Regions from separate parts of the Mus musculus genome. Here region 2 is linked to region 1. A link is a contact called in ENCODE Hi-C or POLR2A ChIA-PET data. All regions are on one chromosome and are shown on one strand. Each heading gives the region's core, a stretch centred on a gene start or an enhancer-like site at or near the end of the contact. The rest is flanking DNA. Distances are from core to core; before and after follow the strand shown. Region 1 holds the start of Snhg6 (small nucleolar RNA host gene 6). Region 2 holds the start of Mybl1 (myeloblastosis oncogene-like 1).

The links. A loop is a pair of places that touch in the nucleus more often than their neighbours do. ChIA-PET counts read pairs that join two places held with the same protein, here RNA polymerase II (POLR2A).
Region 2: POLR2A ChIA-PET joins it to region 1 with 25 read pairs in embryonic stem cell. The contact joins the promoter of Mybl1 here to the promoter of Snhg6 in region 1. A Hi-C loop is called at or near these places in 1 of 37 maps with a recorded cell type or tissue (T-helper 17 cell). POLR2A ChIA-PET finds 5 or more read pairs at or near these places in 2 of 5 experiments (both embryonic stem cell).

The regions. Positions count from the first base shown.
Region 1 is chr1:9,942,102-9,945,934 of GRCm38, reverse strand. Snhg6 (small nucleolar RNA host gene 6) reads left to right here and starts at 1,817. Exons shown (of 4, transcript NR_024067.2): 1 at 1,817-1,915; 2 at 3,218-3,325; 3 at 3,544-3,612; 4 at 3,780-3,833. It overlaps Snord87 (small nucleolar RNA, C/D box 87), which reads left to right and starts at 3,392; the gene lies at 3,392-3,465. It also overlaps a transcript of Mcmdc2 not described here.
Region 2 is chr1:9,698,050-9,701,882 of GRCm38, reverse strand. Mybl1 (myeloblastosis oncogene-like 1) reads left to right here and starts at 1,674. Exons shown (of 15, transcript NM_001290397.1): 1 at 1,674-1,948. The coding sequence starts at 1,929.

The DNA.
Region 1 (3,833 bases), core at 568-3,067:
TCAAGGTGTGTACTAAGGGCGTGTCTGTATTAAGGCCAGAAGAAATAAAGGTATATGCTAAGAGCAGAGCCACACCACAATTAAAAACTTGTTCTTTTTTAAACTAAATAACATAATCTTAGAGTTCACTGTGTGAGCAAATATCCTACAATACACTACCAATTAAAAAAAATCAAAACTAGAAAATCAATGCAGTCATAACATTCACAAACAAGGTAACTTTGCTGGGTAGTTTGATGTCAGTTTGACACATGCTATAGAGGAGGGTCCCTCAATTGAGAAACTGCTAACATAAGACTAGGCTGTATGCAAACCTATAGGGCATTTTCTTAATTAGTGGTTAATGAGGAAGGCACAGGATGAGCCAAAGAATGAGAAGGAGCCAGAAGATGAGAACAGATCGCCAGAGTTAGTTTGAGGCCAAGGAGAGTAAAAAGTCAGAGGCTGAGAGAGAAGCCAGCTCTTTGTAGGTGAGGATACCCCTGGGCCAGGGATCCTGAGACGCAAGCTGAGAAGGCATGAGATAAGCCAGTAAGCTTCACCCCTCCATGACCTCTGCATTGGTTTCTGTACTGCTTGAGTTCCTATTTTGACTTCCTTCAGTGATGAATAGTGGCTTAGAATGCTAAATCAAATGAGCCCTTTCCCTCCCCAATTTGCTTTTGGTTGTGGTGTTTCATCATGACCATTAAGTTCAACAATAGTAACTCTAACACATTAGGTGACTACTTTCTTTTTTTTTTAAAGATATATTTATTTATTTTTATGTATGTGAGTACACTTTAGCTTTCTTCAGACACACCAGAAGAGGTCATTGGATCTCATTACAGATGGTTGGGAGCCACCATGTGGTTACAGGGATTTGAACTCAGGACCTCTGGAAAAGCAGTCAGTGCTCTTAACTAGCTGAGCTGTCTCTCCAGCCCGGTGACTACTTCATGACTAAGAAAAATTCTATTACTATTACAAATCAAACTCATTAACAGCTTCTCCTTTTTTTCTTTCTTTCTTTCTTTTTTTTTTTTTCTTTCTTCTTTAGGTTTTTTCGAGACAGGGTTTCTCTGTGTAGCCCTGGCTGACCTGGAACTCACTCTGTAGACCAGGCTGGCCTCGAACTCAGAAATCCGCCTGCCTGGGATTTAAGGGAATAAGTGCTGGGATTAAAGGTGTGCGCCACCACGCCCTGCACGCTCCTTTTTTTCTGACAATCAATTTTTATCTCTCTTTCTGTGAGTGTGTCCGTGTGCTTGCTGCTTCCAGAACACTAACTCTAATGGAGCTGCTGTGGGCTGGGGATGTCTTAGCAGTTAAGAACACTGACTGTTCATCCAGAGGACCCAGGGTTAGATTCCCAGCACTCATATTGTAAGTTGGGTCACATATAACCCCAGTTCCAGGGCATCTGACACTCTCTACTGAACTCTGTCAGTACCAGGTTCTCGGGCGAGGCACACATGGCTAGCGTGCAGGCCAAACACCCATACATATAAAATACATCTTAGAAAAAAAAAATTAAATAGTTTCTAATACCAACGGTTTTTAAACACTGAAGTAGGTGAGGATGTAGAAGACCCAGCAAACATAAGGACCTGGACTGGGAGACTGTCCTATTTTAAGGCATTATTCATTACTTGAAAAATCAATTAAAAAGCTCTAGCGGAAGTATTCGCACTAATTCCCACAACCTGCTCCCTCCGCCCCACTAGAAACACAGAGCCGGAAGAGGAGGGGGTGAAGGCGAGCACGCAGAAGAGGGCTGGCCGGAAGAGGCGGGGCCTACAGGAGCGCCTTAGGGTCGCGCACGCTGGGCCACTTCCTTTCTCGGCAGCGCCGTAGAGCGCGAGCAGACGGTGCAGCATGGCGCACAGCGGAGGCCGCGGGCGGCCGAACCCGGCGTGTCCTTGGGCGTTTCCAGGTGCGAATCCTGCGGTCTGCTTAACCCCGTGTGTGCGGAGAGGGCTTCCTTGTTGGCGGCGTCCGTCTCTAGCCGGGTACGGGGGCCCCATGGCTCCCGGGTTCGGTGTGGCCCTTGGCCCGCTGTGAGCGGCGGGGCGCGTTCCCAATGGTCTCCAAATCTTAACCGAGATTAGTTATAAGGCCTGCTCCTCTGGACGCTTCGAAGTGCGGGCACAAGCGGCCGCTTCTGGCGGCAGCTTTCATCTGGGCCTGCACCCTGGCGGGAGCCCCTTTGTATCCCCAAGAAAAGCCACCATGCGGTCTGTTTCAGGCTTCCTAAGTGAGTAATCCATAGGAAATTTTACAGAGGCGGAAAAGTACTGCTTCTAAGATGTTAAGACCGCCAATTTTAGGCTTTTTTTTTTTTTTGGCTTTTTTTTTTTTTAAAGATTAATAGTTTGATCTGAAGTATTGGCATCACTCTAAAAAGCTTGTATTCATGGATCAACCCTGTAAGTACGATCTAAAGTTGGAGCAAAATTTTCAAACTATTTGAAAGCCACGCAGGGTGGGGATGCTGGCAAAAGAAGGTGGTGGTAAGTTCTGAAGCGTGTGGATACAAAAGAACACTACATTTCAGGCCTGCATGTTATACTTTACTGTTGGTATCTGTAAGCCAAATTGGGTACTCTGGATTTCTGTAAACTCAGCGTTTCAAATATGAAAATGATTAAGGATTTCTCATCGGTTTGCAGGTGATAAGTCATCACCAGTAATCGGTTCAATCATTCATTCTCTGATTTGTGACTCTGGCCATGCCGTTTCCTGTTCTAATGTCCCAGTGATGGTCTGCACAATTGCATATATGCCTCAAGCTTTTCCGTGCAAGCACCAAGACTGAGAAGCCAAGGCTTGGTACTCAGTCCTTTAAGTTAGTACTGGCAGTGAAGGGCGTGAGTAAAATGTTTTTCTGTCTGTGATGGACGGATGATGGGACAGGAACTGAAGCACCACAGGAACCTGGAGTTAGCGGATGCCGAAGCCATGGAGGATGCTATTAGCTTACGCTTTGGTTCTTAGAGAACACAGGGCCTCCAGCCCAGGGGAGGTGGCTGCCCCCTTACCCCAGTCACTGATTATGAAAATGCCTTACAGGCGTGCTTGTCCACAGCCCTATCTTAAGGATGCATTTTTACAATTGTAGCTTCCTACACCAGTGATTAGCTTGTGTCAAGGTGACATAAAAGTAGCCAGTGCACACTCATGCAAGGTATTAAAACATGGAAGTAAAATGAGAGTTCACAAATATTTTAATTTTTAGGTGCAACAAAACCTGCTCATTTGAAGGTGCTTGAACAAATATTTTCTAAACACTTGTCATGGAGAGTGATTGAAACAAGCTGCCAGGACTACATTTGCCAATAACAAGGTACAAATTGTGTGTGTGGTTTTTTTTTTTCTTTGAGGTTTGATTAACAGGGCCTTAATAGCTGGCACAATGATGACTTAAGTTTTTGCCGTTTACCCAGCTGAGTGTTTCTTTGAAGAGAGAATCTTAAAAGACTGAGATGCCAGCAGTATATAGATGATGCAAATGACTAACATGTGACGCCATTGTTAAAATGGGTTACTGTTTGTTCTCCCCAGCATGTAGGTGGCTGTAGTGGATGTCCAACTTTGGGAGCTGTGATGTCTAAAAACCCTTTATTGTTTTGGGTAAGTTTGCTTAATCAGTCATGTATCTGGATTCAATACTGTTTGATAACACTGAGGGGCTGGGGCCAGTTCGTTTTGAAGATCATTAGGGTGAACACCTGGGCCTAGTTTGAGATGGAAGAAAAATGATTTGGGGTTTCTGACTTTTTTTTTTTCCTTTTGGGAAGGTGCAGCTTACATATTGGAAGGTAAAATGAAGGCCATGAACAAAGTCAAGAAGC
Region 2 (3,833 bases), core at 425-2,924, 240 kb after region 1:
TGGGAGGACGTTTCCCTATATAAAACAATGAGAATAAATTTTACTTAAAAATCTGATGCACTTACCTTCAAGTTCTAAAACGGTTGTTTGTATAAAGCTGATCATAACCTAAGAATATCAGTTTTGCTTCCTGTTAGAATAAAAATGGAACAATGCATACCCAAGAGTAAATATGCTTCCAAATGACATTTGAAGACTAGGAGGAGCATTCCATCATGTAGCCCTGGTGAAGCTAAGGTAGATCATGAAGAAAGTCTGGGCTCTATACTGAGTTCAAGATCAGCCTGGGGTACATAACAACACCTTGTCTCAAAAATATTAATTTCTAAATTAGTCTCTCTCTTTAGAAGCTACTATGGAACTCAGAAAATAATTTAAAAGTGCTTTTCCTTCCCAAAATATATCTTGAGAAAAAGGAAGTTATTTTTTTTTTAAAAGCGAGTGTGTATCTACCTGGTTGTTTTGAATTGCAAGCTCATCTTGATTTGTATTTGCACCTGTATCTCTGATTTGCAAAAGACGATGCGTACAGTTTCAAAATAGCAAAAAATGTCAGTTTGTAACAACATTGATCTGTGGTTCATCACTCTATGCAGTAGAGCATGGTGTCTTGCAAATTTGGGCTCTTCGCCGTGTCTAATCGCTACTGTAGTTAATAATCTCCTTGTATGCTTCTTTAACCGTGTAACTGTTGAGAAGTTGCAACTGTAAGAGGCCCCTTCCCCTATGCAAGATTTCAGTTACTCCAGCTTTCAGGCGCACCTCCGGGACTCTGGGTTCCCCGCGAAGAGCATCCCGCCCCCTTTGTAGACGGAGTACGAGGTTGAGCTTCTGGAGCACTATCAACCTTTTCCCGTTCCACGCAAGCCTCGAGATAACAACTCCCCACTTATCACACTTTTATTCATCTCTGGGGAAAACAAAAGACACAACAACAGGGTCTTGGCCAGTTTCCTTGTCCTTTCGGCGCAGAACTAACTCACACATGCTTAAGAAAATAACGGCCGCGCAAGTTTCCTGGCTAGAAGGTTAAGTAGATGACCGCGCCCTTAAGTGGCGAGACTCACAGCGCGAACTAGCGCCCGCGAGGTCCTCCCCTGCCCAGGACCCCGACTGTCCCCGCCCCAGAGGCACGCTCCGCACCCCTCCGGAGGTGGCGGCGGCTGGATCGGCCCCGGCGCCTCTTCCGGCACACACCCGGGGCGCAGAAACTCGCCTTCCCAGCAATCTCCGCGCCCCACTGGGTGGCTCACCCCGCGTTCCGTGTCCTGTCACCTCGGCCCGTGAACCGGCCTCGCGCCTCCCCCATCCCGCCCCGCCCCTCCCCCGGCTCCACGGCGCTCCGGGACTCCCGCGAGTTCCAATCCTGGCTTCTAGCCCCGCCGGCCCCGCCCTCTGCCGCGCGCGCCCTCGCCGCCCCGCCCCCGCCCCCCTGCGCGCGGCCGCCCCAGCCAATGAGGTTCGGGGCCGCGTGCGCAGATTCAAACGGCGGCTCTTGAGGGAGGCTGGGCGCGAGATTCGGCGGTGCGGACAAAACCCTGCAGGAGGCTGCGAGTGCTGCAGTGCTGCTCGCTGCGGGGAGAGGGCGGGGGTCGGCGCCCGTGACGGAGCGGCGCAGGGCCGGCAGCTCTGAGGCGGAGGCGGCGGCGGCGGGCGGGGCGGCGGCGGGCGGGAGCACGCCTCCTGACATGTCCAGGGCATCCCTGGCCGGGCCCGGCCGCGGCTAGGAGCAGTGGGTCTTGGTCCGCCCCTCTGTCCCTCAGTCCCGCCTGGCCCTGACCTGACCGGGCCTGCTTTCCGCTCTCGGTCACCTGAGGGAAGGAGTTGGGGAAGCGGCGGGTGGGTCTCGGAGAGGGAGCATTGGCCCCAGGCTGGAGGAGGCTGACCCCGCGTCCCCGCCCAGCCCGCGCCTATGCGGTACTTGAAGGATGGCGAAGAGGTCGCGCAGGTGGGTGCCATCCCCTCGGACCCGGCCTAGCGGCCCTGTCTCGACTCTTGCTCTCTGTCCTTTCCTGCTGGTCCCCACTTAGGCCCTCTCGAGCCTGGGGGGCATAGGTTTTCCTGTTCGGTGGGTGTCCCACACCCGCTTCGGCCGCGCTGGCCTGAGAGCATCTATCATTATTAGACTCCATCATTATTAGACGACTGTGTGTAGGACTCTCTCTAACAAATGCTCAGGTTGCTGCATTGACGGATTCTCCCACAGCTCACGCCCAGACTTCTAACTTCTCACAGCCACTTTCAGGGAGGTTTCTTGCCAGGTAAGTTTGCCCACTGTCAGGGGATACGCCACGCCAGGGGAAGCGGTTGTGTTTGCCTGGATGACTTGAAATGGGGTTCTCTCCTCTGACTTAATCGTGCCAAATCAAAACAGATCTCCTTGACAAACCTGGGCGGGCACGGTTCTGGGAAATCTTGAGAAGGGAATTCGCTAAATCTCCCTTGTGCGCACTGCTCTTCTGAGCTTTTCTTTTTCTTAGTATCTTCTGAGGACATTGTTACGTTGTTACTATCGAGTAAACTTGATCCTAAACCAATGTGTCTTAGTTACTTTGTATCTCAAGTATTCATGTTTGATTCTGATTGTATCGGCATTGTAACAAGTAGGACACAATGTTGTTGTTGTAGAAAGATGTGCTAGGATGTCTTTATGCACCTAACTTTTATTTTATGCTATTGTAATAGCTACTCCTAAATTGTGTGGCATAATCAGATGACAAAAAAATCTAGTGTCTCGATTTTCAGTATTAAGGAAACCTGAAAAGTATTTCTCAGAATTTCCATTTATCTAGATACACAGCTTCAAAATCTAAGAGTCATATTCCCTGAGCTGAAATTTAGTACTGAGAGTCATTCATTGCAGAGTTTGATTTAAAATAACTACGCATAAAATACTTGGCTTTATTCATATATTCTTCTATATGTAGGTTGGTTCTGCAGATATCAACATAAATTTAATTATGACATAATTACTTTATATAAAGTGGCTGCAGAATAGATTGAACATTGAAGTGGAACAAGTGTGCATATACGCATACACCCACAGGCACACTACCTTGGTCTTTTATCATTTTGGATGAGGTAGTTGTAGGGGTTTTTAGCAGCACCTTTACCTTTACTCAGTAGAAGACAGTAGCCCTTTTTCCTACAGTCAGGACAACCAAAACTGTTTACAGATGGTGCCACATATCTCTGGGGGGATGGAATCTGGACCATGCAGGTAAGAACTGCTGATCTACAACTTCAAAGACATAACATTCCCATCTTCATAAAAGATGCAGATTTAAAGATAAGATTGCTGGAGTACTGCTTTAGGCTTTTTGAGTTTTGAAGTCTAACAATGCTTTTAAATGATGTGTAAGTTAATTGAGACAATATAGAATGATGTAAAAAATGATGTAAAAAGTTATAGTTCTGGAGTAATTGTGCTGCAGTGAAACACTTCTCTGGAAGTATGTAGATAGAGGGTGTGATGAGAGATCACCATCTCTGGTCTGTTTCTTTGGGTTTTCTTCAGTGAGTTCCAGGTGCTGTTAAATTTCTTATATATTTAAATATGATTCCTGTATTAGAAGATAATGAAATGTTTGAGGATGAAATACCTTATTCATTGGGCTTTCTTCTTTGGCTGAGAATCTTAGTAGATATGAATTCAATATATAATAGAGAAACAAAGGTCTTCAGCATACAAACACTGAGGTGAATGCAATATCTTGCATAAGGATATGGGCATAAATATAGTAGACTTTCTCTATGTTATTTGGGGGAAAAAAACACCTAAAAGCAGAAAATGTTTACCCTAAATATAAAACAACTGAACAATGTTGGTTCTT